Regions from separate parts of the Homo sapiens genome. Here region 2 is linked to region 1. Evidence: chromatin loops called from intact Hi-C (ENCODE). Cell type or tissue: heart right ventricle. All regions are shown on one strand. Each heading gives the region's core, and the rest is flanking DNA. Links, peaks and the distances in the headings are about the cores only. Region 1 overlaps LOC105369250 (a long non-coding RNA gene). Region 2 has its middle 130 kb from the start of HMX1.

Region 1 (14,909 bases), core at 3,635-11,634:
GACTGAGCTCGGTTTCCTAGCCCTGTCTGACCGTAGGATTCGGCTGGGCTGCTTCTGAAAACAGAGCTCCCCAGGCTTCTTCCCAGGTAATTCTGATTCATTAGGTCTGGGGTGGGCCCCGGAATGTGCATTTTTTATGAGATCCCTCTGGGTGAATCAGGCTAAAGCCAGTTTGGGATCTGAGACCTTGGAGATCATTCCCCAACTTCCCTCCTAACGCAGTTCCCAGCTTGGCCCACCTCACCCAGGCTGTGTCACGTCTGACTTCACAGATTACACCTGAGAGGGAAGCCCCAGCCATCACAATGTGAGAACATTTTACAATGACCAGGATATGCCAAATACATTTTAAAACTCATTCAGGATTAGCGTTCACCTTAAACTTGACAGACTCTGAGAACGGGCTGGCCACGTGCTGTGCACAACCGTTAGTGCTCTTCTGTGACTAATATTTGGATAATTGATTGTTGGAAGCTCAGGAAGCCTCTCTCTCTCAGAGGGGTCGAATTTAATTTCTTTATTTCTGAGGTAGGGAAGAAAATGAGGATGTTCTGCCTTTTGCTAGACTGAATACTGTCCTCCAAAATTCATATTCACCAGGAATCCCGGAATGTACCCTTATTAGAAAATAGGGGCAGGGCATGGTGGCTCATGCTTGTAATCTTAGCACTTTGGGAGGCTGAGGCAGGAGGATCACTTGATGTCAGGAGATCGAGACCAGCCTGGCTAGCATGGCAAAACCCTGTCTCTACTAAAAACACAAAAATTAGCTAGGCATGGTGGTGTGCACCTGTAATCCCAGCTACTTCGGAGGCTGAGGCTGAAGAATCACTTGAACCCAGGAGGCAGAGTTGCAGCAAGCTGAGATTGTGTCACTGAACTCCAGCCTCGGCAACAGAGCAAGACTCCATCTCAAAAAAAGAAAAGAAAACAGGGTCACTGCAGATCTAATTACAAAGAGGTCATATTGGAATAGCGTGGACCTTAAATCGAGTAATAATGGCATTCCTCATGGGAAGAGAAGAAGAGACAGAGACACACAGAGGAGAAGGCCACATGAGAATGAAGGAAGAGAATGGAATGATGTGGCCACAAGCCAAGGATTGCCAGCAACCACCAGAAGCCAGAAGAGGCAAGGAAGGATTCATCCCTAGAGCCTTCAGAGGGAGCGCGGCCCTGCCCGTTTCAGACATCAAGCTTCTGGAACTGGAGAGAATGACTTTCTGTTGTCTTGAGCCACCCATTTGGGGAACTTTGTTAGAACAGTCACAGCCAGGTCATGTGCTCCTGAATGCATCTCAGGCATTAATAAGCACTGTCTTGGCCAGTCAGGGTGGCTCACCCTTGTAATCCCAGCACTTTGGGAGGCAGAGGTGGGTAGATCACCTGAGGTCAGGAGTTCGAGACCAGCCTGACCAACATGGAGAAACCCCATCTCTACTAAAAATACAAAAATTAGCTGGGTGTGGTGTTGTGCACCTGTAATCCCAGCTACTTGGGAGGCTGAGGCAAGAGAATCAGTTGAACCCTGGAGGCAGAGGTTGCAGTGAGCCAAGATTGTGCCAATGTACTCCAGCCTGGGCAACAAGAGCAAAACTCCGTCTCAAAAAAAATAATAAGTGCTGTCTTGACTGTGGTCATCAAAAATATTTGATGAAGGGTTAGCTAGAAAGCCTGACCCTTTCACAGATGGATGGAAGGGCCAAAAGAAAATAGATTGTTTGCAGTGGGGCAAGAAGGATAAGAATCCTATGGAAAAAAAAGAGGGAATTGTTTAGTGAGCGCTGGGGAGAGGCATTTGTTTTCTTGCTTAAAAAAGAAACACAGGTTGGGTGCGGTGGCTCAAGCCTTAATCCCAGCATTCTCGGAGGCCAAGGTGGGTGGATCACCTAAGGTCAGGGGTTCGAGACCAGCCTGGCCAACACCATGAAACCCCATCTCTACTAAAAAGACAAAAACAAAAGAAAGAAAGAAATTAGCCAGGCATGGTGGCGAGCGCCTGTAATCCCAGCTACTCGTGTGGCTGAGGCAGAGAATCACTTGAACCTGGGAGGCAGAGGTTGCAGTAAGCCAAGATGGCATCGTTGCATTCCAGCCTAGGCAACAAGAGTGAAACTCTGTCTCAAACGAAAGAAAGAAAGAAAGAAAGAAAGAAAGAAAGAAAGAAAGAAAGAAAGAAAGAAAAACATAGTTTTAAGTCCACTCAGTGGAGTTTAAAAATACATTCTCGTTGCACAGTGCTTTTGGAATCTTTTCTAAACTTCTGTTGCACATGATCTAATTTGATCTTCATAGCAACTCCCTGAGGTGGATAGGGGAGGCCTTTCTGAACACCTATTTTCTAGTTTGCATTAAAAGAACGGAATTGGCTGGGACCAGTGGCTCATGCCTATAATCCCAACACTTTGTGATACAGAAGGGAAGTGCTCAGAAGGGAAGAATGTGGTCCCTTTAAATGATATGGAAGTGAGGAAGGAAAGTACTGGGTAGAGGAGGGTGTGGTCCCTGGCTAGGGCTCCACCCCAGGGCCTGTGCCCACGGACCTAGGTGAGGACAGGCATTTTTGTTTTCCTGCCCAAATGTTGCATTTCCCAAGACCACCCTGGCTGCCACACCCCCATTCTGTGCCTATAAAAACCCTGAGACCCTAGCAGGCAGACACACAGGCAGCTGGACTTCGAGAGGAGCACATCAGCGGAGGAACACAAGGGTGCTGGATGTCAAAAGGAACGCACCAATGGGCACCGACACACCACAGGCCACTGACTGCAGAACAACGTAGAGTTTGGCTGGGACATTCGGAGAAGAGTCAGGCCACTCACCCGACTCCAGGGGTAAACCATCTCCCTTCTGGCTCCCCCATCTGCTGAAAGATACTTCCACTCAATAAAACCTTGCGCTCTCACGCCTGTAATTCCAGCACTTTGGGAGGCCGAGGCGGGCAGATCACGAGGTCAGGAGATCCAGACCATTCTGGCTAACACAGTGAAACCCCATCTCTACTAAAAATACAAAAAAATTAGGCAGGCTTGGTGGTGGGTGCCTGTAGTCCCAGCTACTTGGGAGGCTGAGGTAGGAGAATGGGGTCAACCGAGGAGGCGGAGCTTGCAGTGAGCTGAGATAGCACCACGTCCGGTACACCAAGGCAAGAACCCCGGGACAAAGAGATCCTTCTGTCCTTGCAATAAGACGGGGGTCTAATTGAGCCGACTAACACAAGCTACCTACAGACGGCTAAACTAAAAGAGCACCCTGTAACACACGCCCACTGGGGCTTCAACTATAAACATTCACCCCTGGACACTGCCATGGGGCTCCCTGCCTGTCTGCATGCTCCCCTAGAGGTTTGAGCAGTGGGGCACTGAATAAATGAACCACACCCGCATCGCATGCCCTTGGAGGGGGACAACGGAACATTTCCCATTTCATCTGAGAGGCCAAGGCAGGAGGATTGCTTGAGCCCATGAGTTTGAGACCAGCCTACACAACATAGCAAGACCCCATCTCTACAAAAAAAAGTAAACAACAAAAAAGGATTAAAAATTAGCCAGCTGTGGTGACACACACCTGTAGTCTCAGCTACTCAGGAGGCTGATGTGGAAGGACTGATTGAGCCCAGGAGATTGAGGCTGCAGTGAGCCAAGATTGAACCACTGCACTCCAGCCTGGGCGACAGAGTGACACCCTGTTTCGATAACAGCAAAAAGAATGGAACAAAATCACTTCTCAAATAGCTAGCAGAGGCAGATCTGGTTCTCAAATGCAGGTTTTCCAGGTTTCAATTCTTGTTTCTAGCAGTATTATGGAGAAACATGATCACTAATACATGAAGGAGAGGAGGTTTCAAGTTCTGATGAAAAGATGGTAAAGAGAGGAGTTAGTTGACTAGGAGTGACTAGGAATAGGAAGAAAACGCATGACACTACTTAGAGGAAAGAAGAAAAATAAACATAGAGGTGACTGAGCGGACAGAAAGGACTTGGAAGAAGCGTGTTTGGCCCTGTCTCTAAATTTTTTCCCTTGCTTTAGTAACTTCCCTGATGACTTGGATGAATCTTCTCTTCCAGGGTACCTAGTGTTCCCTTTCTGTCCACTTCTCCCTTCCCAGGGCCCATACAGTCTGGGAAAGCATGCTCTGCAGGCTTCTCATATCTTTCCTTCCTTAATCAGCCCCTGGCATCTCTACATAACCCATATGCACCTGGAGTTCCACATGTCCCAGTCTTTGCACTGCAGTGAATTCAAAGAATGGTAGACTCTAGCTGGGCGCACGGGCTCACACCTGTAATCCCAGCACTTTGGAAGGCTGAGGCAGGTGGATCACTTGAGCCCAGGAGTTCAAGACCAGGCCTGGCCAACATGGTGAAACCCCATCTCTACTAAAAATACAAAAATTAGCTGGGCTTGGTGGTACATGCCCAGTAGTCCTAGCTTTTGTGGAGGCTGAGGCAGAAGAATTGCTGGGACCCAGGAGGCAGAGGTTGCAGTGAGCTGAGGTTGTGCCACTGCACTCCAGCAGCCTGGGCAACAGAGCAAGGCCCAGTCTCAAAAAAACTCAAAGACAAAACTAAACCAAAAACAAACAAACAAACAAACAAACAAAAAACATAAAGCGCGCACACGCACAAAAACAAAGGTACACTCCAATAGGAAAAATTCACTCAAAAGCAATTCAAATAATTATTCAGTCAACCCAGTTCTATCTCAGTTCTTTATTATATATATAAACTTATTCTGTCCAGATTCCCTAGTTTTCTTTTTCTTATATTTTTTGTTTTCTTTTGAGACAGGACCTCACTCTGTCACCCAGGCAGGAGTATAGTGGCACAATCATGGCTCACTGTACCCTCAACCTCCTGAGCTGAAGTAGTTCTCCCACCTCAGCCTCCCAAGTAACTGGGACTACAGGTGCATGCCACCATGCTCAGCAACTTTTTCTATTTTTTGTAGAAATGGGGTCTCACTATGAGGGCCAGGCTGGTCTTGAACTTCTGGACTCAAGAAGTCCACCTGCCTCAACCTCCCAAAGTGCCAAGATTACAAGCATGAGTCACTGCATCTGGCTGATTCCTTAGTTTTCTTTTTCTCTTTGCGCATTGACTGGATTCCATAAGCAGAAGGAAAACCCAGGGGCTGACTTTGTAGGCAAGATTCTCCTCTTCAAAACGTAAATTGGCTCAAGTGGTACCAAAACTGAAACATGTTTATAACTTAACATCTTTTCTTCCTACCCTTTCAATCTCTTGAGCAATGAGAAAAGGCACTGGGCTCTTCATTTGTGTAGGGAAAAGAAAGAGAGATCAGACTGTCACTGTGTCTATGTAGAAAGGGAAGACATAAGAGACTCCATTTTGAAAAAGATCTGTACTTTAAACAATTGCTTTGCAGAGATGTTGTTCATTTGTAGCTTTGCCCCAGCCACTTTGCCCCAACCACTTTGACCCAACTTGGAGTTCCCAAACATGTGTTGTATAAAATCAAGGTTTAAGGGATCTAGGGCTGTGCACGACGTGCCTTGTTATCAAAATGTTTACAAGCAGTATACTTGTAAAAGTCATTGCCATTCTCTAGTCTCAATAAACCAGGGGCACAATACACTGTGGAAAGCCGCAGGGACCTCTGCCCTTGAAAGCAGGGTATTGTCCAAGGTTTCTCCCCATGTGATAATCTGAAATATGGCCTCGTGGGATGAGAAAGACCTGACTGTCCCCCAGCCCGATACCTGTAAAAGGTCTGTGCTGAGGTGAATTAGTACAAGAGGAAAGCCTCTTGCATTTGAGATGGAGGAAGACCACTGTCTCCTGCCTGCCCCTGGGAACTCAAAGTCTCGGTGTAAAACCCGATTGTGCATTTGTTCAAGTCTTAGATAGGAGAAAAGCTGCCCTGTGACAGGAGGCGAGACATGTTTGCAGCAATGCTGCCTTGTTATTCTTTACACCACTGAGATGTTTGGGTGGAGAGAAACATAAATCTGGCTTACGTACACGTCCAGGCATAGTACCTTCCCTTGAACTTATTTATGATATAGATTCTTTGGCTCACATGTTTTTTGTTGACCTCCTTATTATCACCCTGCTCTCCTATTACATTCCTTTTTGCTGAAATAATGAAAATCATAATCAATAAAAACTGAGGGAACTCAGAGCCCGGTGCCGGTGCATGTCCTTGGTGTGCTGAGTGCCGGTCCCCTGGACCCACTGTTGTTTCTCTATACTTTGTCTCTGTGTCTTATTTCTTTTCTCCGTCTCTCATCCCACCCGACTAGAAATACCCACAGGTGTGGAGGGGCAGGCCACCCCTTCATCTGGAGCCCAGCTTGGGGCCCTTCTGTAGGGTGAAGGTACTCTAAGAACGTGAGCATTGAGGACAGCCGACGAGAGATTCCCTAGTACGTCCACAGTCAGCCTTGTGGTTAGCTTGTGCGCTCAGAGGAATCCAGGGTAACAATGGGGCAAACTGAAAGTAAATATGCTTCTTATCTCAGCTTCATTAAAATTATCTTAAGAAGAGGGGGAGTTAAAGCTTCTACAGAAAATCTAGTTACGCTGTTTCAAACAATAGAACAATTCTGCCCATGGTTTCCAGAACAGGGAACTTAATATTTAAAAGATTGGGAAAAAATTGGCAAAGAACTAAAACAAGCAATTAGGGAAGGTAAAATCATCCCACTTACAGCATGGAATGATTGGGCCATTATTAAAGCAACTTTAGAACCATTTCAAATAGAAGAAGATAGCGTTTCAGTCTTTGATGCCTCTGAAAGCTGTGTAATAGATTGTGAAGAAGAGGCAGGAACAGAGTTTAAGAAAGGAATGGAAAGTACACATTGTAAAAATGCAGTAGAGCCTGTACTGGCTTGGTCAATGCAGAATGTTGACTATAATCAATTACAGGAGGTAATATATCCTGAATCATCAAAATTGGGAGAAGGAGGTCCAGAATTATTTGGGCCATCAGAGTTTAGACCACGATGGCCACCAACTCCTTCTCCCGCGGTTCAGATGCCTTTGATGTCACAATCTCAAATGCCAATCCAGGCACAGTATCCGCAATACCAGCCAGTAGAAAATAAAACCCAACCATCGGTAGTTTATCAACACAAGCCGTCAGCCGTATTTCAGTATCCGCCGTCTCCAGAGGTTCAGTATGGATCTCAGGCGGTGCGTCCTGTGCCAAATAGCAAGGCACTATATCAACAACCCAAGGCGATGGCGTTTGATCTTACAGTACCACCTAGTGGACAAGGTAGTGCACTGCATGAGACCATTGCTACAGCCAGAAAACAGGGAGATCTTGAGGCATGGCAATATCCGGGAATGTTACAAACAATGCCGGCCGGGAAAGGGAGTCAAGCAAGAGCGTCTGTCTGAACCAAGACTAGATATGAATCTATCACCATAAAAAAATTTAAAAGATATGAAGGAAGGAGTTAAACAATATGGACCTAACTCTCCTTATATGAGAACACTATTAGATTCCATTGCTCATGGAAATAGACTTATTTCTTATGATTGGGAAATTTTGGCTAAATCTTCCCTTTCACCCTCTCAGTATCTACAGTTTAAAACCTGGTGGAATGATGGGGTACAAGAACAGCTACGAAAAAATCAGGCTACTAATCCTGTTGCTTATATAGATGCAGACCAATTGCTAAGAACAGGTCCAAATTGGGGCACTACTAACCAACAATCAGTAATGAAAATCAGGCTATTGAACAACTAAGGGCTATTTGCCTCAGGGCCTGGGAAAAGATTCAGGACCCAGGAACCTCATGCCCTTCTTTTAGTTCAATCAGACAAGGCTCTAAAGAGCCATATCCAGACTTCGTGGCAAGGTTGCAAGATGCGGCTCAAAAATCCATTGCAGGTAATAACGCCCGAAAAGTTATTGTAGAAACAATGGCTTATCAAAACGCAAATCCAGAGTGTCAATCAGCCATAAAGCCATTAAGAGAAAAGGTTTCAGCAGGAGTTGATGTAATTACAGAATATGTGAAGGCTTGTGATGGGATTGGAGGAGCTATGCATAAGGCAATGCTATTGGCTCAAGCAATTACAGGGGTTGCTTTAGGAGGACAAGTTAAAACATTTGGGGGAAAATGTTATAATTGTGGTCAAATCGGTCATCTAAAAAAGAATTGCCCAGGCTTAAATAAACAGAGCAAAAAAAAAAAAAATAGAGCCACCTGGCCTGTGTCCAAGATGTGGAAAAGGAAAACACTGGGCTAAGGAATGTCGTTCTAAATTTGATAAAAATGGACAACCATTGTCGGGAAACGGGGAAGAGGGGTCAGCCCCAGGCCCCGCAACAAAGTGGGGCATTCCCGATTCAGCCATTTGTTCCTCAGGGTTTTCAGGGACAACAACCCCCACAGTAAATACCACCATTTCAGGAAATCAGCCAATTACAATACGACAATTATCCCCTGCCACAGCAGGCAGTGCTGCCGTAGATTTATGTTCTACTCAAATGATTTCTTTACTCCCTGGAGAGCCCCCTCAAAAGATTCCTACAGGGGTATATGGGCCGCTGCCAGAAGGGATGGTAGGCCTTATTTTAGGAAGATCTAGTCTAAATTTGAAAGGAGTTCAAATTCATACTGGGGTAATTGACTCAGATTATAAAGGGGAAATTCAGTTAGTGATCAGCTCTACTGTTCCCTGGAGTGCCAATCCAGGTGATAGAATTGCTCAATTACTGCTCTTGCCTTATATTAAAATTGGGGATAGCAAAACAGAAACAGGAGTGTTTGGAAGTACCAACACTGCTGGAAAAGCTGTTTATTGGGCTAGTCAGCTCTCAGAGAATAGACCTGTGTGTACAGTTACTATTCAGGGAAAACAGTTTGAAGGATTAGTGGATACTGGGGCTGATGTTTCCATCATTGCCTTAAATCAATGGCAAAAAAATCAGCCTAAACAAAAGCCTGTTACAGGATTTGTTGGTGTGGGCACTGCCTCAGAAGTGTATCAAAGTGCCAGGATTTTACATTGTCTAGGACCTGATAATCAAGAGACTACAGTTCAGCCTATGATTACTTCTATTCTAATTAATTTATGGGGTCGAGACTTATTAGAACAGTGGCATGCAGAGATTACTATTCCAGTCTCTCTATACAGCCCCACGAGTCAAAAAATCATGACTAAAATGGGATATCTCCCTGGCAAAGGACTAGGGAAAAATGGAGAAGGCATTAAAATTCCAATTGAGGCTAAGGGAAATCCAGAAAGAAAAGGACTAGGGTTTCCTTTTTAGGGGTGGTCACTGTAGAGCCTCCAAAACCCATTCCAGTAACTTGGAAAACAGAAATGCCTTTATGGGTAAGTCAGTGGTCACTGCCAAAACAAAAGCTGGAGGCCTTACACTTATTGGCAAAAGAACAATTAGAAAAGGGACATATTGAGCATTCATTTTCGCCTTGGAATTTTCCTGTGTTTGTAATTCAGAAAAAAATCAGGCAGATGGCGCATGTTAACTGATTTAAGAGCTGTTAATGCAGTAATTCAACCCATGGGGTCTCTCCAACCTGGGCTGCCCTGTCCAGCCATCATCCCCAAAGATTGGCCTTTAATTACAGTTGATCTGAAGTATTGCTTTTTTACCATTCCTCTGGCAAAACAGGATTTTGAAAAATTTGCTTTTACTATACCAGCCATAAATATTAAAGAACCAGCCACTAGATTTCTGTGGAAAGTGTTGCCCCAGGGAATGCTTAATAGTCCAACTATTTGTCAGACTTTTGTAGCTCAAGTTCTTCAACCAGTTAGAGACAAGTTTTCAGACTGTTATATCATTCATTATGTTGATGATATTTTGTGTGCTTCAGAAACAAGAGACAAATTAATTGACTGTTACACATTTCTGCAGACAGAGGTTGCAAACGCAGGCCTGACAATAGCATCTGATAAGATTCAGACCTCCACTCCTTTTCATTATTTGGGAATGCAGGTAGAGGAGAGAAAAATTAAACCACAAAAAGTAGAAATAAGAAAAGACACATTAAGAACATTAAATGACTTTCAAAAATTGCTAGGAGATATTAATTGGATTCGGCCAACTCTAGGCATCCGTACTTATCCCATGTCAACTTTGTTCTCTATCTTGAGAGGGGATCCAGACTTAAATAGTAAAAGAACATTAACTCCAGGGGCAACTAAAGAAATTGAATTAGTTGAAGAAAAAATTCAGTCAGCAAAAGTAAATAGAATAGATCACTTAGCCCCACTCCAACTTTTCATTTTTGCTACTGCACATTCTCCAACAGGCATTATTGTTCAAAATACAGATCTTGAGGAGTGGTCATTCCTTCCTCACAGTACAGTTAAGACTTTTACATTGTACTTAGATCAAATGGCTACATTAATTGGTCAGGCAAGACTATGAATAGTAAAATTGTGTGGAAATGACCCAGATAAAATCATTGTTTCTTTAAACAAGGAGCAGGTTAGACAAGCCTTTATCAATTCTGGTGCAGGGCAGATTGGTCTTGCTGATTTTGTGGGAATTATTGATAATCATTAACCAAAAGCAAAAATCTTCCAGTTTTTGAAATTGACTACTTGGATTTTACCTAAAATTACCAGACAAAAACCTCTAGAAAATGCTCTGACGGTGTTTACTGATGGTTCCAGCAATGGAAAAGTGGCTTACACTGGACCAAAAGAACAAGTTATTGAAACTCAATATCACTCAGCTCAAAGAGCAGAATTGGTTGCTGTCATTTCAGTGTTACAAGATTTTAATCAGTCTATTAACATTGTTTCAGATTCTGCATATGTAGTACAGGTTACAAAGGATGTTGAGACAGCCCTAATCAAATATAGTGTGGATGATCAGTTAAATCAGCTGTTTAAATTGTTACAACAAACTGTAAGAAAAAGAAATTTCCCATTTTATATGGCTCATATCCGAGCACATACTAATTTACCAGGGCCTTTAACTAAGGCAAATGAACAAGCTGACTTGCTAGTATCATCTGCCTTCATGGAAGCACAAGAACTTCAGGCCCTGACTCATGTAAATGCAACAGGATTAAAAAACAAATTTGATATCACATGGAAACAAGCAAAAAATGTTGTACAACATTATGCTCAGTGTCAAGTCTTACACCTGCCCGCTCAAGAGGCAGGAGTTAATCCTAGAGGTTTAAGTCCTGATGCATTATGGCAAATGAACGTCACACATGTACCTTCATTTGGAAAATTGTCACTTGTCCATGTGACAGTTGATACTTATTCACATTTCATATGCGCAACCTGCCAGACAGGAGAAAGTACTTCCCATGTTAAAAGACATTTATTATCTTGTTTTGCAGTCAGTGGATTTCCAGAAAAAATTAAAACAGATAATGGGCCAGGATACTGTAGTAAAGCATTTCAAAAATTCTTAAATCAGTGGAAAATTACACATACAACAGGAATCCCTAATTTCCAAGGACAGGCTATAATGGAAACAACTAATAGAACACTCGAAGCTCAATTGGTTAAACAAAAAAAGGAAAAAGTAAGGAATATAACACTCCCCAGATGCAACTTAATCTAGCACTCTATACTTTAAATTTTTTAAATATATATAGAAATCAGACCATTACTTCTGCAGAACAACATTTTACTGGTAAAAAGAACAGCCCACATGAGGGAAAACTGATTTGGTGGAAAGACAACAAAATAAAACATGGGAAATAGGTAAGGTGATAACATGGGGGGGAGGTTTTGCTTGTGTTTCACCAGGAGAAAATCAGCTTCCTGTTTGGCTACCCACTAGACATTTGAAGTTCTATAATGAACCCATCAGAGATGCAAGGGAAGGCGCCTCCGCAGAGACAGAGAACCCGCAATCGAACATCAACGACTCGCAGGGTGAACAAAATGGTGATATCAGAAGGACAGATGAAGTTGCCATCCACCAAGAAAGTGGGGCCGCCGACCTGGGCCCAGCTAAAGAAGCTGACACAGTTAGCTGAAAAAAGCCTGGAAAACACAAGGGTAACACAGACTCCAGAGAATATGCTTCTTGCAGCTTTAATGATTGTATCAACGGTGGTTAAGTCTCCCTATGTCTTCAGGAGCCGCTACAGCTAACTATACTTACTGGGCCTATGTGATTTTCCCACCCTTAATTCGGGCAGTCACTTGGATAGATAATCCTATTAAAGTATATGTTAATAACAGTGAATGGGTACCAGGCCCCACAGATGACCGTGGCCCTGCCCAACCTGAAGAAGAAGGAATGATGATAAACATTTCCATTGGGTATCATTATCCTCCTATTTGCCTGGGAAAAGCACCAGGATGCTTAATGCCTACAATCCAAAATTGGTTGATAGAAGTACCTACTGTCAGTGCCACCAGTAAATTTACTTATCATATGATAAGTGGAATGTCACTCGGGTCACAAATGAATCATTTACAGAATTCTTCCTATCAAAGATCATTAAAATTTAGGCCTAAAGGAAACCATGCCCCAAGGAAATTCCAAAAGAATCAAAAGACCCAGAAGTCTTAGTTTGGGAAGAATGTGTGGCTGATACTGCAGTGGTACTACAAAACAATAAATTTGGAACTATTATAGACTAGGCCCCTCGAGGCCAATTATATTATGACTCTATGGGCCAGACCCACTCATGTTCACAGGCTCCATCTGCCTGGCCCACTAATCCGGCCTATGATAGTGATTTAACTAAAAGGCTAGACTAGGTTTATAGAAGGTGAGAATCACCCTATCCATGGAAATGGGGTGAAAAGAGGATTTCATCACCCCGACCAAAGTTAGTTAGTCCTGTTGTTGGTCCTGAACACCCAGAATTATGGAAGCTCACTGTGGCCTCGTACCACATTAGAATTTTGTCTGGAAATCAAGTTATGGGAACAAGAAACCATAAGCCATATTATACTATTAACCTAAATTACAATCTGAAAATTCCTTTGCAAAGTTGTGTAAAACCCCCTTATATGCTAGTTGTAGGAAACATAGCTATTAAACCAGATTCCCAAACTACAAGCAGTGAAAATTGTAGATTGTTTACTTGCATTGATTCAACTTTTGATTGGTAGAATGGTATTCTGTTAGTAAGGGCAAGAGAAGGCGTGTGGATCCCTTTGTCCATGGATCGACCATGGGACGCTTCTCCATCCGTACATATCTTAAGTATTAAAAGGAGTTCTAACTAGATCTAAAAGATCCATTTTTACTTTGATTGCAGTGATTGTGGGTCTTATTGCAGTCACAGCTACTGCTGCGGCTGCTGGAATTTCTTTACACTCCTCTGTTCAAACTGCAGAATATGTGAATAATTGGCAAAAGAATTCCTCAAAATTGTGGAATTCTCAGACTCAAATAGATCAAAAATTGGCAAATCAAATTAATGATCTTAGACAAACTGTTATTTGGATGGGAGATAGGCTCATGAGCTTAGAATATCTTTTTCAGTTACAGTGTGACTGGAATACGTCAGATTTTTGTATTAAACCTTGAGCCTATAATGAACCTGAACATCACTGGGACATGGTTAGACGCCATCTACAAGGAAGAGAAGATAATCTTACCTTAGATATTTCTAAATTGAAAGAACAAATTTTTGAAACCTCAAAAGCCCAGTTAAATCTGGTGTCAGAAACGGAGGCAATGGTAAAAGCTGTTGATAGCCTCACAAATCTTAACCCTGTCACTTGGGTTAAAACCATTGGAAATTCCACTATTGCAAATTTTGTATTAATTTTTGTATGTCTGTCCTCTCTATTGTTAGTCTACAGGTGTATCCAGCAGCTCCGGAGAGACAGCGACCAGTGAGAAGGGGCCATGATGACGATGGCGGTTTTGTTAAAAAGAAAAGGGGGAAATGTAGGGAAAAGAGAGAGATCAGACTGTCACTGTGTCTATGTAGAAAGGGAAGACATAAGAGACTCCACTTTGAAAAAGACCTGTACTCTAACAATTGCTTTGCTGAGATGTTGTTCATTTGTAGCTTTGCCCCAGCCACTTTGCCCCAGTCACTTTGACCCAACTTGGAGTTCACAAAAACATGTGTTGTCTAAAATCAAGGTTTAAGGGATCTAGGGCTGTGCAGGACGTGCCTTGTTAACCAAATGTTTACAAGCAGTAAAGTTGGTAAAAGTCATTGCCATTCTCTAGTCACAATAAACCAGGGGCACAATGCACAGTGGAGAGCCGCAGGGAGCCCTGCCCTTGAAAGCAGGGTTTTGTCCAAGGTTTCTCCCCATGTGATAGTCTGAAATATGGCCTCATGGAATGAGAAAGACCTGACTGTCCCCCAGCCTGACACCCGTAAAGGGTCTGTGCTGAGGCGGATTAGTAAAAGAGGAAAGCCTCTTGCAGTTGAGATGGAGGAAGGCCACTGTCTCCTGCTTGCCCCTGGGAATTGAATGTCTCGGTGTAAACCCGATTGTACATTTGTTCAAGTCTGAGCTAGGATAAAAGCTGCCCTGTGGCGGGAGGCGAGACATGTTGCAGTAATGCTGCCATGTTATTCTTTACTCCACTGAGATGTTTGGGTGGAGAGAAACATAAATGTCGACTACATGCAAGTCCAGTCATATACCTTCCCTTGAACTTAATTATGATATAGATTATTTTGCTCACATGTTTTTTGTTGACATTCTGCTTATTATCACCCTGCTCTCCTATTACATTCCTTTTTGCTGAAATAATGAAAATCATAATCAATAAAAACTGAGGGAACTCAGAGGCCAGTGCTCGTGCAGGTCCTGGTGTGCTGAGTGCCAGTCCCCTGGACCCACTGTTGTTTCCCTGTACTTTGTCTCTGTGTCTTATTTCTTTTCTCTGTCTCTCATCCCACCCGACTAGAAATACCCACAGGTGTGGAGGGGCAGGCCACCCCTTCAATTTGGTGACACATAGCCTGTGGCCTCAAAGAACACTGACACGCCGGT
Region 2 (14,909 bases), core at 4,302-12,301, 120 kb before region 1:
AGTCCCCACCAGACTCAGGAGCCCAGCTGGCTTCACCCAGTGGATCCCACACAGGAACCACAGGTGGAGCTGCCTGCCAGTCCCTCTCCGTGCTCCCACACTCCTCATCCCTTGGGTGGTCGATGGGACTGGGCGCTGTGGAGCAGGGGGCAGTGCTTGTCGGGGAGGCTCCGGCCACACAGGAGCCCATGGAGGGAGGAGGCTCAGGAATGTTGGGCTGCAGGTCCCAAGCCCTGTCCACGGGGAGGCAGCTAAGGCCCAGCGAGAAGTCGAGCACAGCAGCTGCTGGCCCAGGTGCTAAGCCTCTCACAGCCCGGGGCCGGCAGGGCCAGCTGGCAGCTCCTAGTGCTGGGCCACCAAGCCCACGCCCACCCGGAACTCCAGCCGGCAGGCAAGAAGCACGCAGCCCCGGTTCCGGCTCATGCCTCTCCCTCCACACCTCCCTGCAAGCTGAGGGAGCCAGCTCTGACCTTGGCAAGCCCAGAAAGGGCCTCCCACCGTGCAGCCGCGGGTTGAAGGGCTCCTCAAGTGCTGCCAAAGTGGGAGCCCAGGCAGAGGAGGCACCAAGAGTGAGCGAGGGCTGTGATGGCTGCCAGCACGCTGTCACCTCTCAGAAGGAGTGATTAATCTGGGCTTCTCCAGAAAGTCCATTCCTGGTAGGCACTGGGAATAAGAAATCTCAGAGTATAAAATAACATCAAGTGGTAGCACTTTTGTGAATGGCTCCCAAATTAGATCCTTTACCTTTTTTTTTCATGAAGCACAGTTGCACAAAACACGCTTAGCCTGAGATGAAGCACATATTAGAGAAAGGTTCTCTCTATAGCATTATGTATTACTCGAATGAGCATTAAAAAGAAGAGATGGGACATGCTCTCTCTAGCTACTATTACCTCCACTATAGAGTTGACTTACACAAGCTCATTATTGCATTATGCTTTATTCAACAAAATAACTTTAATGTTGAAGCTTAAATTGAATTCGCTAAAACATCTTTGTCTCCAGCATAATGTGCCTCAAGTGTCTTCTTGGTGCCTGAATTTTCTCCAGAATTATAGTGCTGAAGCTATGGAAATGGTGAAATTATATGCAATCTGCAAAACAATGTGGCTATAATGTGGTAATTGGCCTTCCGCATAATTAAAGGAACATTTCCTCATCAGAGCTGTTCCATCAGATACCCAAAGGCTATCGTTGTACAAATCACCCACTTAGGAAAACCTTTATTCCCAGTAGCCTATAAAAATCTGGTTATGCAAACAGATTTGCTTATTCAGTAACATTAATGGCTTCTCAGATTTAAAAAGTCATCAATGTGATTGACCTATAATCTGTTTCCTCTGTGACCAAGTGTCGTTTTTATTTTGACAGTTAGGAGCCTTTTGACCCTTCCACAGCTGGCATGAAGGCACAGGGAGGAAAATCTCAAAAACCAAAAACCTGTGTATTCCCAGACTATTAATCAATAAAAATCACTTCAACTGGATTAGGGTCTTTTACCTTGCAGAAAGGCTCTTATGGACATTGGAATTGGATTTTTACACTTGATATGACACCTCCTTGAGTCAAATCAGATTCGTGTTTGATAGACTCTTGCCGAAAAATTGCTCCAGGGTCTGTGCAGTAGCTAACGCCTTTTTGTTGTTGTTGTTGTTTTAAAAGCAGCATTAAATGTTTTCATGAAGACCTTCCCAGCAGTGATGTTATTGGGAATATGGTCTTTAGCTCTGGTCCTGAATAACTCACACTGAGGAAACCTCTAACAAGTGTCTTATTGGAAGTTGTCTGATGGATTGTTGGTTTTAATAACAAATCTCTTCCCTTTTTCTGTCCCCTGTGTTCTATTCTCCTTTCTCTACACATTATTCTGGGAGGATTCACCTATTCCCAAAATCCTTTCCTCTTTATTTCCATTCCAGAGCTCTCTGTATAACTCCAGGCTGATGAATCCAACTGCCCAGTTGTTATCTCCACTTGGCTGTCTGTCTTGCATTGACCTCATCTTACCTTTCCTCTCCTGATTTCCTCTTCTGCCTGGGCTCACCACGTCAGATTCACACCACCATCCACCCAGCTTCCAAAACACCTGGGCCTCATCCTTCATTCCTCCCTCTTTCTCAGTTAAGTTAGTCTACTGTCTCCTCTCCATCCTCACTGCCACAGCCTTGGTCCAGCCAACCATCTTGTCTCACTTGGTGTATTGCAACCTCCCACCTGGTCTACTCACCTCCCACTCTCCTCCAGCCAGACTGCTCTTTTTATAGCACAAAGTGGATCATTACTCCCCTGCCTAAAAACATCTACTGTCTCCTTTTGTCTACAGGATAAACATGACAAAGAGCCTTTAAGATTTGGCTCTAACTTACCTCTACATTAGTCACTTTTTACAATTATATGAACATCTCTCAGCTCCTCACCCTCTCACGTCTCGATTTTTGCACATGCTCTTCCCTCTGCTGGGAATGATCTTCCACAGCTCTCCTATCGACCTGGCTAATTCCTACCATTTTCTAGTCTTCAACTGAGGAGTCCTGTGGTGGAGAAGGATTTCTGACCACCTGATAGAGATTGCATGCCCACCCATCACCTGGCTTTTTTTTTTGACGGAGTCTCGCTCTGGCCATCCAGCCTGGAGTGCAGTGGCGCGATCTTGGCTCACTGCAATCTCCGCCTCCCGGGTTCAAGCAATTCTCCCACCTCAGCCTTCTGAGTATCTGGAATTACAGGTGCCCGCCACCACTTCTGGCTAATTTTTTTGTATTTTTAGTAAAGACAGGATTTCACCATGTTGGCCAGGCTGTTTTCGAACTCCTGGCCTCAAGTGATACACCCACCTTGGCCTCCCAAAATGCTGGGATTACAGGCATGAACAACTGCACCTGGCCGACTGGGTGCCCCCTCTTTGTGCTCCCCTTGCCCCAGGCATACTGTCACCATAACTCCTACCATTGTGAGTTGAAAATGATTTTTTTTTTTGCTTTTTATTTCTCTCATTAAATGCAAAGCTCATTGAAAAGAGGATGGTGGTTGTTCACTGTTGTACTCCTAACTTTTGACTCAGTGTCCTGAGGTCGGCTCTAGAGCTGTGCACACATGTTCAGACATTGGAGCACATCTTGTCTAGCGCCTCTTTTGAGGTGGCTTGGAGAAAATTCAGTAGGTACTTCCCCTAGGATGAAACAGAAGCTTCACCTAAATCAGGAGTTCTTCAACTTCAGCCTGCATTAGAATCCTCTGAGAGCTTGTTAAAAATACAGTCTCCTAGAGACCACTCTTCAAGAGTCAGTGAGTTGCTTCATCATCAAAATATATACAGAATCCAGCAGGTCTTCAGCGCCAGCCTGGTCTGAGCCACTGTGGACTGCCACTTGCAGAATCTCACTGCTGGTCTCCTTGCTTCTGCTCTTACCTTCTTATCATCCATTCAAGTAGCCAGAGTGATCCTTTTTAAAAATTTTTTAAAATTTTTTTGAGATGAAGTCTCACTCTATTGCCCAGGCTGGAGTGCAGTGGTGCTATCTCGGTTCACTGCAGCCTCTACCTCCTGGGCTCAAGCCATCCTCCCACCTCAGCCTCCTGGGTAGCTGGGACCACAGGGATGCACCACCACACCTGGCTGATTTTTGTATTTTTTGTAAAGACAGGGCCTTTCTATGTTGCCCAGGCTAGTCTTGAACTTCTGTGTGCGCCCACCTCAGCCTCCTGCATTTTTAGGAGGCCCCTCTTGTAGGGATTTTGATGCAGAGGCCTGGGCGCCTCATGGCTCCTCCCATCTCTCTCTGTCTTTCTGTCTCTGTCTCTGTCTCTGTCTATCTCTCTCTCCCTTTCTCTTTGCCTTATAGCTTCCCTGGGGACTAGACTCTGCCTTAGGCATCCCTCTGACTCCTCTTTCCTTTTACACTGAGGCTGCTTTAAGTCGCACCTTGATCTGAAGCCTTGGGCTTCTGTTCCTATTGCTTGCTTTTGTTGGAAGGGCCGTGCAGCTTCTTGACAAATTGCAAAGGTGCCCACGAGTTTCCAAGTTCACAACAACCAAACCAGATGACAAACAAGGATGCAGCCCACGGCTGGGGAGACAGATTTCATGTCCACACAGAGATTCCAAGATGCTGAACTGAAATCCACCCCGAAACCTGTTTTCTCTCTCATTTAAGTTCAATGTCACCTGGGGCCTTGCAGGGCAGGGCTGGTGACCATTCACAGGGCAAAGATGCTTTGAAATGTCAACTGAGAATGGTGTGGTGGTTGACAGATGGCACATCAGGGCATAGATTAACATGGAAAGAGAAACTCACCCCTTGGGGGTAGTGTGTGAGGCTGGCAGCCACACAGAGGGCTTTTCCTGCGAGCTCTCGCATAGATGCAAACAGCCAGGAGGTTTTGCTTTCTGAGCCTGAGTGGAACAATGTTCCTCCCTGCACATTGCCGCTCTGCAGCAAATGTTTATTCCTGTTGCATTGATTAAAAGTGCTTACCAGGCCGGGCGCGGTGGCTCACGCCTGTAATCCCAGCACTTTGGGAGGCCGAGGCGGGCGGAACACCAGGTCAGGAAATTGAGGCCATCCTGGCTAACACGATGAAACCCCGTCTCTACTAAAAATACAAAAAATTAGCCTGGCATGGTGGCGGGCGCCTGTAGTCCCAGCTACTTGGGAGGCTGAGGCAGGAGAACGGCATGAACCTGGGAGGCGGAGCTTGCAGTGAGCCGAGATTGCACCACTGCACTCCAGCCTGGATGACAGAGCAAGCCTCCGTCTCAAAAAAAAAAAAAAAAAAATAAATAAATAAAGAAAGTGCTTACTGAAAGGGTTTGAGGGGAGTGGTGACAGTGTGAGTTATGGCTCTGCCGGCTGCCAGTGGAGCCAGCCACTCTGCATAGCTGTGCAAGGGTGTTTTGAAAAGTGGCTCAGCCAGCCAGGAGTGACCGGGTGTAAGTGTTGCTGCCACAACATCTTGTAGCCTGATTGGGGCCGTATTTGCAGAACCCCTAAACCACTACATTTGTTCAGGCTTAAAAATAAGCTTGCTTTTTTGTTTGTTTGTTTGTTTGTTTTGGTTTGTTTTATGAGACGGAGTCTTGTTCTGTCGCCGGGTTAGAATACAGTGGCATGATCTCTGTCCACTGCAACGTCTGCCTCCTGGGTTCAAGTGATTCTCCTGCCTCAGGCTCCCGAGTAGCTGAGACTACAGGCATGTGCCATCATGGACAGCTAATTTTTGAATTTTTATCAGATATGGGGCTTCACCGTGTTGGCCAGGATGGTCCGATCTCTTGACCTTGTGATCTGCCCACCTCGGCCTCCCAAAGTCCTGGGATTACAGGTGTGAGCCACCGTGCCTGGCCAAACATAAACTTACTTTCTTACCTCTTCTGCTGAACTCTATTTGCTTCTTTTCCCAAACGTCTTTATCCAAAAGAGCTTTTAGCAACAAAGTTACCCAATGCCCTTCCCTAGTCTCTCCTTGCAACTGGCTCTCAGCAGGTGGTAGGAGGAAATCCTTAACAGAACCAATTTACGTGACTGTTTGGAGGACTCTCGCTAGCCGCAGGAGGTGTTTGCATTTTTAAATTGGTTAGTAGGGTCAGAATGTTTCATGAGTAAGAGCACAGCCTCTACGTTGGATGCCCTGAATTTGAATCTCAACATGGCCACTTTGTATATAACCAGAGGATGGAATTGGGGACCCAATGGATCTACCATGACATGAACTTGCACCAACATTCACCTGACCTCCAAAATGCCTATTCTGACTGGTAGACCCTAGTCTCTCCCTAGTGCCAGTTCAGAGCCTGTGTCCAGTGATCCTGCATAGGTCTCATTAGTTTCTATTCCCCTGTTCAGTCATCCTAGTAAAAGGCTGTGTACTCCTTCAGGGGCAGGCTGGGAGAAAAATTGACAGTATAAATTTTTGGCAGTGGAGCAGAGTCCTTTTTGGAGGGGACCTGGCTTCCCATTCAGACAAAGGACTCCCGGTCTGTGAACTGGCTTATGTCTGGGAATTGACTGGAGACTGTGACTCTGTTTTTATGATTCAGATTAGACTTCTACTCACCTGACCTAGAACCCTTCTGCAAACACAGATCAAGTAAAAATGTGGCAGGCTTCTTACCTATTTCACTTCTAGGAATGCCACGATCAGCTGGCAGCATAGGTCTCTGCAAGTCAGGCAATTCTGGTTGCAGCTTTGACTCTGTTGTCTTTTATGGTAACTGCGTCCACCTTGCCTTTGGGGATTTAGTGCTGCGATCACTTGGCCCCAGCCCCTGTACTGTGCCTATGTCACTTACCCTCTTTATACCTCAGTCTCCTCCTCTGTAAAAATGGGCATCTAATAGCACCAAACCCCAGGGCTGCTGTGAGGTATACATGGATTAGCATATGGAAAGTAATAGAAGAGGGTCTCAAAGCCCATGTGTCATTAGCAGAATTATTTCATGACAGGGGAGAGCTGGAGGAGAGAGGAAGGTGCTGAGCAGACCCATGTGCTCTCCCACCTGTGTTTCCTGAGCGCCTATGTGCTGCCCACTGTGAGAGCTGTTAGGGTTGAAATAGGGAGCACAGCAGGGTAGGGGCCGCCATCAGGAGCTTAGTGGGGAGACCATTGTGCAACATGGTTCCAGCGCTTGGGGTGGGGAAGCTCAGGGAGTAGAGGGGCCTAGGATCCCGGGCAGAATCATGGAAAGGACATAGCCTCCCCAGCCTCTCCTGCCTCCACTGCCTCCCTGGCCTCCTCTGCTTCCCTGGCCTCTCCTGCCTTCCTGGCTTCCCCTTCCTCCCCAGCCTCCCCAGTCTCCCCTGTCTCTCCTGCTTTTGAGGTAGGCCAGGAGCTGCTGGTGCTCACTTAGCCTGTCCTGGACTCTTGGTGTAGCACCTCGATGTCCAGAAAATACCCCCGGGTTCAGCTTATCACACAGCCAAGGAAGGAGCTCCACACTGACACTAAGGGTGCATCCTGGGCTCATTCATCAGGGCATGCCTCCAAAATATTTCTCCACGTCTCCTCTCTTTGCCCACCTGCATTATCTCTGTGCCTGAGCCCTGGCTGGGGGCCTGCAAGGATCCCCTATCTCCTCTGTCCCTGCACGGCTGGGTCCCAGGCAATCTGTCTGCCCACCACACCTCTCTCCCCTCGCCCTCCATGCTCCAGCCCCACAGTCCTCTTTCTGCTTCTTTCCTAGCCTCTGGGCTTTTGCACACGCTGTTCCCTCTGCCCGAACATGCTCCACTGGGCTGAGAACAACTCTCTGAGACCTCTCTCAGCTGTTGCTTCCTTTGGAACAGCCGCTGCTGCTGTCCCTCTCCCAGCTCCAAGACCTGCTGAGCCTCCTGTCTTTCTCAGTTCCCATGACCCCAGCACTTCTCCTTGGCCTCCTTTTGCCCAATTGACAATGTCCGTTCTCAATGCCTTGTCACCCAGCGCTGAGCCCCACTGTGTGAAGGCCATGCCTGTCATGTTCACGACAATATCCCCTCTCCCATCACCACGCCTGGTCCACAGAGATGCTCAAAAAAGATCTGTTGGTAGGCAATGCGAAGGTGCATTCATGTCATCCTGCAGGCGGAATTCTCCACGAGTTTTGAGCAGCCTCGGTTTTCCCACCACCTCCAAATCATGCAAGACACAGGGTAAGAGCAAAGACAAGGTGGCTGTGGCTGATGTCCACCCTCTCGGGGCGTCCCTTCTCTTCTCTCTTCCTTGGGCAGGGAGACCATCGGGGTGCAACCTGGCTGGGGCGGGGAGGAGGTGCAGAGCCTGGCCGGAACTGGTCTGGCCAAGGGCAGGGGACAGCGACCGCCTAGGCCGGGGCAGGTGAGCGAGGCGCAGGCCCCGGCCCGGCGTGTCCGCGGTGCGCGCGAGCGGCCAGCAGAGGGCGCCAGAGAGCCAGGAGCGGCCTGCGGAGGAGCCCGCGCCGGCACCGATTCCCAGCTCCGCGCCACGCGGACCCACCGAGCTCGCGCTCAGACGCCCCAGCTCCGCCGAGAGGCCGCTCGCGCCGGGTCCTTCCTCTTCCCCAAGTGCAGGCCGAGCCTCCGCAGCCACGGCCAGCCCTTCGGGCAGCTCCAAAGCCACTGGCAAGCCCCGAGGCAGGGATGGCCGGCCCAGGAGGGAGGAGGACGACGTCCCTCCCTAGGAGAAGAACTGCGGCTGTTGCTGGAGGGGGGAAGCGCACAGCCCGACGACTGCGAGGACGGGGAGGACGCGCTGAGGTCAGGCAGGGAGGAGACCGGCACCCAGACAGGTGGCGACGGCAGAGGAGTAAGTGACGCGGGCGCAGGGGTCCGGGGGTGCCGGGGACGCGGGGGTGCCGGGGACGCGGGGTAGGGTGGGCGGGAGGCTCCGTGGCCGGCCCTGGGTTGAAGTTGGTAACTGAGCGGCAACTCCGGCGGGCGCGGAGTGACAGCTCGTGACGGCCTCCGAGACGCCAGCTGCCCCTTCTCGGCTGTGTGCCTTCGACTTCCTGATTCTCCCACGACGTCCCTGGCCTGGAGACCCGCTGGACTCTGCGGCTAGCCAAAAGGGGAAGGGGAGCCCCGCGTCCTGGGGGCCCCCAGCAGGGGAAGGGGCGGGGGTTGCCCCGGGCATCCTGTCTGGGGCATCTGTCTGGGACTCTGCCGGTGCCTTTCACCTGGCGAGGGGCTTGTGGCGGGGGCAGGGGGGAAGTCGCTGGCGCCAGGCTTGGCCAAGCCCTGCTCTGCTGGGCTGCGGGCTGGCGGCGCTCACCCAGCTCCTCACCTGCCCCGCATCTTCCTGTTTTTCTTCCCTTTCTGGTTGGGCAGCGAGAGTTGAGAGGAGGCAGATGGCTTACATCCCAGAAATCGCTCTCCTCTTTCCATCCCTACAGAGAGGGACAGAGAGACAAAGTTCCTTGCTTCCCCCGGGGCGCTGTCCCTGTGAGCTCCCGGTGTCCTGCACACGTGGAACCCTGAGTCACCGGGCCTGTGTGTGTGCGATGGGGCTCCGTGGCCAGCCTGGCCTCCTGGGGTTCACTTTCTGCTTTCCTACCCCAACTCTTCCTGTGTGGCTTTGCTGGCCTTCCACTGAGGAGGCACGTGGGTTTGGAGGGCAGATGAGGCCCGCTGGAGAGCTGTACCCCTCAGTGAGGGCTGCCACCTTGATGGTTTTTGATGGATAATGGGGTTGACCGCTTTGTTCCTTCCACATATTTTTATGTTTGACCATTTGCTCAGCAGAGCGTGTCTTAATCATTTGATTCGTGGTGAATGAGCCCCACATGGGAGAGAGGGCGGCCTTCATTCTGAACCCATTTAGGCAGCACGGGCAGCCCTCTTCGCCGTGGGCTGCATCAGAGCCCCCCTGCCCAGTCTTGGGGTTGCTCCCGGATGCTGTCTGGGAGGCTTGCTTATGGTGACATCCTCATCTCCCCGTGCACTTTACTACATTCAGAGCTTGGGTCACCTGGACACTGAACTCAGGTGAATTTTCTCTGAGATCCCGGGAGAAGGAGGACAGTTCTCTGGAAGGTTTTCCAGGGCGGATCACGGAAAGGATGGGAAGGGAGAGGTCCTGGTCGCGGACACAATTACGGTGGCAGTGTAACGCCGGGAAACTTTATTGCGTGAAGTCCCTCTTACTCCCTCTACATCCCTCTTTTACATGGACTCTGACAAAGACCAGGATACCAGAATGCAGTGGAGTGACCAAGTGTAGTGGGACCTTGGGAACAAGAGTCTGGAGCCAGGGGGCTGGAGTTTGCATCCTGGTTCTGCCCCTCCTTAGCTGGCTGACATGGCACAAGCCACTTACCCTCTCTGAACCTTACTGTCTTCAGTGGCAAATGGATCCATCAACAGGCCCCATTGCCTGGGGTTGTTACTGCTGAGATTAAGGGAAGCTCGTCCGTAGAAGCACTTAGCGTTGTGCCTGGCACATAGTGTATGGTGGATAAATGGGACTTAGGACTGAAACTCATGCCTTGGTGTGTTTTTGCAGTGATGTTTTGTTCTGGGGTGCATCACAAGAGACAAGGTTCTTGGCCGGGCGTGGTGGCTCAAGCCAATAATCCCAGCACTTTGAGTGGCCGAAGAGGGAGGATCGCTTGAGCCCAGGAGTTTAAGACCAGCCTGGGCAACATGGTGAAGCCTCATATCTACCAAAAAAAAAAAAAAAAAAAAGCCAAGTATGGTGGTGTGTGCCTGTAGTCCCAAGTACTTGGGAGGCTGAGGTGGGAGGATTGCTAGAGCCTGGAAGGTCCGGCTGCAGTGAGCTGTGATCATGCCACTGCACTCCAGCCCAGGTGACAAAGTGAGACCCTGTTTCAAGGAAAAGAGAGACAGACAGACAGACAGACCCACAAGTGTCTTAAACCAGAATCTCCATGTTAAAATGATTTCCGAAGGCTAAAAGGATGACATATTGATAATGAAATATTTAAAAGGCAGAAACCCCACTGAATTTCTTGGTCCACAGAGGGAAATGGGAATCACATGACCTGAAGGATGATGTAGGAACTGAACAGAAACCATCCTTGTTTCCTGAATCTGAACATGGCACCCTCTTTTCACGGTGTCTGTATCTGCTCAGTCCAGCGGCCCCTCGAAAAGAGGGAATCTTGATTTTCAAACTTAAAATTTGGCCCAAAGCCCACTGCTGCCCACAATGCCCGCCAGACACGTTCCTCTTACCTTTTAGTTTCTATGGGAATGCTCTCTTTGAAGAACCCATGAAGCAGTGTCAGGCTGGTGTGAGGATCAGCAGCAATTTCTTTGAGGAGGAGAGCCCGTTTCATCGCTCACAGGCCATGTCTGAGTGGATCAAGAAGAACAGAGTGCCCTTTTATGAGATTTTGTCTGCGTAGACCATTAGCTTGGTAAAAATGTCAAAACCATCCTCGTTCTTTAATAGCAGATTATTTTGGACTTTTCTCTGCAAGAAGCAGCATGGGCATTCAGATGCTTTTAAGGATAAAATGTTCTTTCTCATCATCAGGCCTGGTGCTCTGGATGGCTGAGGTTTTAATGTGACTGGATGTCCCTTGGAGTGGCTCCTAGGCTGTGCTTCTGTGGTTGGGTGGCAAGGGGTTGCTTTATTCGGTGGTGGCTAGAGGATGTTTTAGCAGGTAAATCGGGCCCCCAGGAGCCCCTGAGTGCCAAGTCCTGCTGCAGGGCATGTGTTTATGGTGGGGAGGTGGGGGGGTGGAGGGTGGAGGGTGGGGGGCATTGATTTCCTGCCAATATCAGAAGTTTCAGAGGCTTCTTGTGTATCCACAAACACCCACCCCATTGAGAAGGCCTAGAAAACCTGGCCCTCCCCAAGCCTTTACTGACCACTTGTGAATGATCCCAGGGTGTGTCTGACCCACAGCTCCTCCTGGAGGGAGAGAAAAGTCTCTCCTAGGTATTTGGTTATCAACCTCAACCACTTGCTGAGCCTTCCTCAAGACCAGGGACCTCGGCAGAGATTTCTGGGTTGTCAGGCAGAACCGAGCATTCGAGGGTAATAACTCTTTGGAGTCCCTGAAATCCCTGATGGATGCACCAGGTAAAAGCACCCAGGGTTGAAATCAGATGAGGAAGGTTATTGTCAGCCTGGGGCTCCTGTAGAGGTGCATCCGCGTTGCAGGGATTTTCCTTCTTGCTGAGGAGAAACCTGGGTTTCTCAGCTTTGCCACAGTCACAACATTTGGGGTGAGACCATTCGTGGTGCTGGTGGTGGGGCCATCCCGTGTATTGTGGGATGGTTAGCAGCATCTCTGGTCTCCATCCTCTAGGTGCCATTGTACCCTCCCAGCTATGGCTACCCCAGGTGTCTCCAGACGGTTTCAAATGCCATGGAGCAAGGGAGTGGTACGTGAGCAAAACCACCCCAGTTGAGAGCCATTGGTCTACACTTGTGGAAATGTTTGAGGGTGAGAGTGTCGAGCTTGGGTCCCTGCTGTACCCTTTATGAGCAACGCGGTCTTGGAAAATTAACACTACTCCAGGGGCCTCAGTTTTCTCATCTATAAAATGGAGATAAATGAGATACACTTTCATAGGAAGGTTATATGGGATTTACTGAGATAATAAGACAGTACATGGAAAATGCTGGGCATAGAATTTATTTATTTTATTTTTTTTTAAGACGGAGTCTTACTCTGTTGCCCAGGCTGGAGTGCAGTGGCATGATCTCTGCTCACTGCAACCCCCACCTCCTGGGCTGAAGTGATTCTCCTGCCTCAGCCTCCCGAGTAAGTGGGATTACAGGTACCCACCACCACACCAGGCTAATTTTTGTATTTTTAGTAGAGATGGGGTTTCACCACATTGGCCAGGCTGGTCTCAATCTCCTGACCTAAGGTGATCTGCCTGCCTCGGCCTCCCAAGGTGCTGAGATCACAGGTGTGAGCCACCACGCTGGGCTGGGCATAGCATTGTAACACAGACAAAGCACAAAATACTTGGGCAATATCTTTTTACGTTTGGCTTGTCTAGACTCCATCCTCCATCCCTTCATGCGCTGGTACAGTGCAGACCAGAATATCACCCACCTAGACTGCAGAGTGGATTTGGGTGGCATCTTGGCTTTCTGCACAAGATTTGCCTGTTCCCCACCACATCCCCCTGGTTCTCAGGGTCCAGGATTCCAGGAGGCAGGGATGTGGGCAGGCAGGGCAGGTGGCCCACCCAGTTCACTCCCACTCTGGGGACCTGCAGAGCCGGCTCTCCAAGACAGGGTGTTTTGACCAGCATCTGGGTTTCTGGATTTCCATTTGAGCACAGCTGGACTACACAGGCTGAAGCTCTCTCTGCTGAGATATAGATATTTCCCTGGCGATGATCTTTCAAGCTGACATGAAGACATGGCCACCCGCTGGAACGTGGTGTGTCTGCCGTGGTGCTCTTGTAATTTGTGAGGCAGGTTCCTGAGGAATGCAGTGCGTAAGTGGGAAATGGTGGGAAGTCCTCTCGTCCCTCGCTGGCCGAAAGTGCTGCCTGCGCAGGTTGGTGGACGGTCCTTTGAGCAGGAAGAAGACACGGAGCACATTCCTGTTAGCTATGACAGAGAGGGGCAGGGTACACACTGGACATTTCAAGCCCCTCCAGAGAAGCAAGTCTTACTGTGCTGGGAGTACTTGTGGAGTGGGGGCTGTGTCACCCTGGGCTTTAATTATTTCAGGAACATTTAACCGCAGGGCTGGCAGGCTGGATCTTGATATGTGTTTCTCAGTTGGAAAGACTTTGGACCATAGGGAAATGTCTTCTCAATTCTTTTAGTTTCATTAAGTTGGTCATTTTTCTTCTTGTGGCCTCTGGAATGTGACACAGAACTCAACGGACAGGAAGGAGATGAGTTGGAGGCTGGGACAGGGGTCCCTGCCAGGGATGCTGGTGACTCACATGACTGTGTTGATGTGTGGGGTCCGGTGCCTGGTTTGGGGAATGTTTGTGGGATATGTTCCAAAGCACTGATGGACGTATCAGGTACTGGAGGTGAATGGTCAAGTCTGATCTCAGGGCTGGCAGTGTCAGGCAAGGACAGGAAGTTGACATTGGACTCATTGGCTGAGGTTGCTTGGGACCCAGGGGGCAATGTGTCCCAGGACAGATGGGTCTGGGGCTAGGAAGTCAGGTTTGGGCTGGAGACTTGGGCTTGGGAGGCATCCCAGGTAGACAGTAGTTGAGGCTGTGGAAATGACTGCGATTGCCTGGGATGAGAGTGGAGACAGACAAGATGGGGGTTTTGCTCTAAGCCTGGGGAACCCACCTCCCAGATTCAAGGGATTCTCCTGCCTCAGCCTCCCAAGTAGCTGGGAATGCAGGTGCGTGTCACCATACCTGACTAACTTTTGTACTTTTAGTAGAGATGAGGTTTGGCCAGGCTGGTCTCAAACTCCTGACCTCAAGTGACCGGCCCACCTTGGCCTCCAAAGTGTGGGATTAGAGGCGTGAGCCACCATACCATGCCTGACCATTTTTAAATATTAATTTTTATGAAATATTTTCAAACATTTTTACTGTACATTGGAAAAGTCAATCATGATTTGAAACCTTTATCAAAATCCAATCAAATGTCAATTAACCATTTAATTGTGGATGAGTAAGGAGACTATTTTGACCAAAACATGTTAGAACAATTACCACTTATAGAAATAATCTATGTTTTAATGTTTTAGTTGAATTAAAGAATATTTTATATTCTGTGCAGGCGCAGTGGCTCACACCTGTAATCCCAGCACTTTGGGAGGCCGAGGCTGGTGGATCACCTAAGGTCAGGAGTTCGAGACCAGCCTGGCCAACATGGCGAAACTGTCTCTACCAAAAATACAGAAATCAGCCAGGTGTGATTGCACACACCTGTAATCCCAGCTACTTGGGAGGCTGAGGCAGGAGAATCGTTTGAACGTGGGAGACAGAGGTTGCAGTCAGCCGAGATCGCACCACTGCACTTCAGCCAGCCTGGGTGACAGAGCGACACTCTGTTTCAAAAATAAATAAATAAATAAAATAGAATTCTGAATTTTATTTTTAATAATTATTTTTGTAAAGAGAATGTCTTGTTTTTTGGAGTTGTTGAATTTATTGAATTGACAAAAATTACGTACAAGAGGGTATACAACATGATGTGATTGAATTATGTATACATTATGAAATGGCTAATCAAGCTAAATAACATATCACCTCCCAGACTTATTTTTTTGTGGTGAGAACAGTTAAAAATCTACTCTCTTAGTGATTTCCAAGTGTATGATATGTTGTTATTAACTATAGGTACCATGTTGTCCCATGGATATCCTGAACTTATTCTTCTTCTCTAAAAATGACATTCTGTGTCCTTTGGCATCTGCCCACTTCCCCACCCTGGCAACCATCATTCTACTCTGCTTCTGTGAATTCAACTTTTTTCTTTTCTTTTTCTTTCTTTTTTTTTTGAGACAATCTCATTCTATTGCCCAGGCTGTAGTGCAG

Evidence for each region. Hi-C counts contacts between places; a loop is a spot of excess contacts. Peaks named below come from ENCODE experiments on the same cell type or tissue, not always from the same donor. Only the 100,000 strongest peaks of a DNase experiment are listed, where the experiment ranks them.
Region 2: a loop joins it to region 1, with 14 times the contacts of the local background. A loop is called at or near these places in 38 of 110 quality-filtered maps.

Annotation. Positions count from the first base shown.
Region 1 is chr4:9,116,507-9,131,415 of GRCh38, forward strand. All of the region lies in intron 2 of LOC105369250 (a long non-coding RNA gene), which reads right to left. It also overlaps the pseudogene ENPP7P10. Among named protein-coding and RNA genes, the nearest start is that of FAM90A26, 46 kb to the right of the region's middle. In heart right ventricle, for the core only: CTCF peaks have their summits at 7,233 (motif pointing left) and 7,437; a DNase peak (open chromatin) is centred at 7,245; H3K27ac peaks cover 2,373 bases; H3K27me3 peaks cover 1,860 bases.
Region 2 is chr4:8,992,800-9,007,708 of GRCh38, forward strand. No RefSeq gene overlaps it. Among named protein-coding and RNA genes, the nearest start is that of HMX1, 130 kb to the left of the region's middle. RefSeq lists a silencer at 7,984-8,278. In heart right ventricle, for the core only: CTCF peaks have their summits at 7,876 (motif pointing right) and 8,077; a DNase peak (open chromatin) is centred at 7,912; H3K4me3 peaks cover 590 bases; H3K27me3 peaks cover 4,126 bases.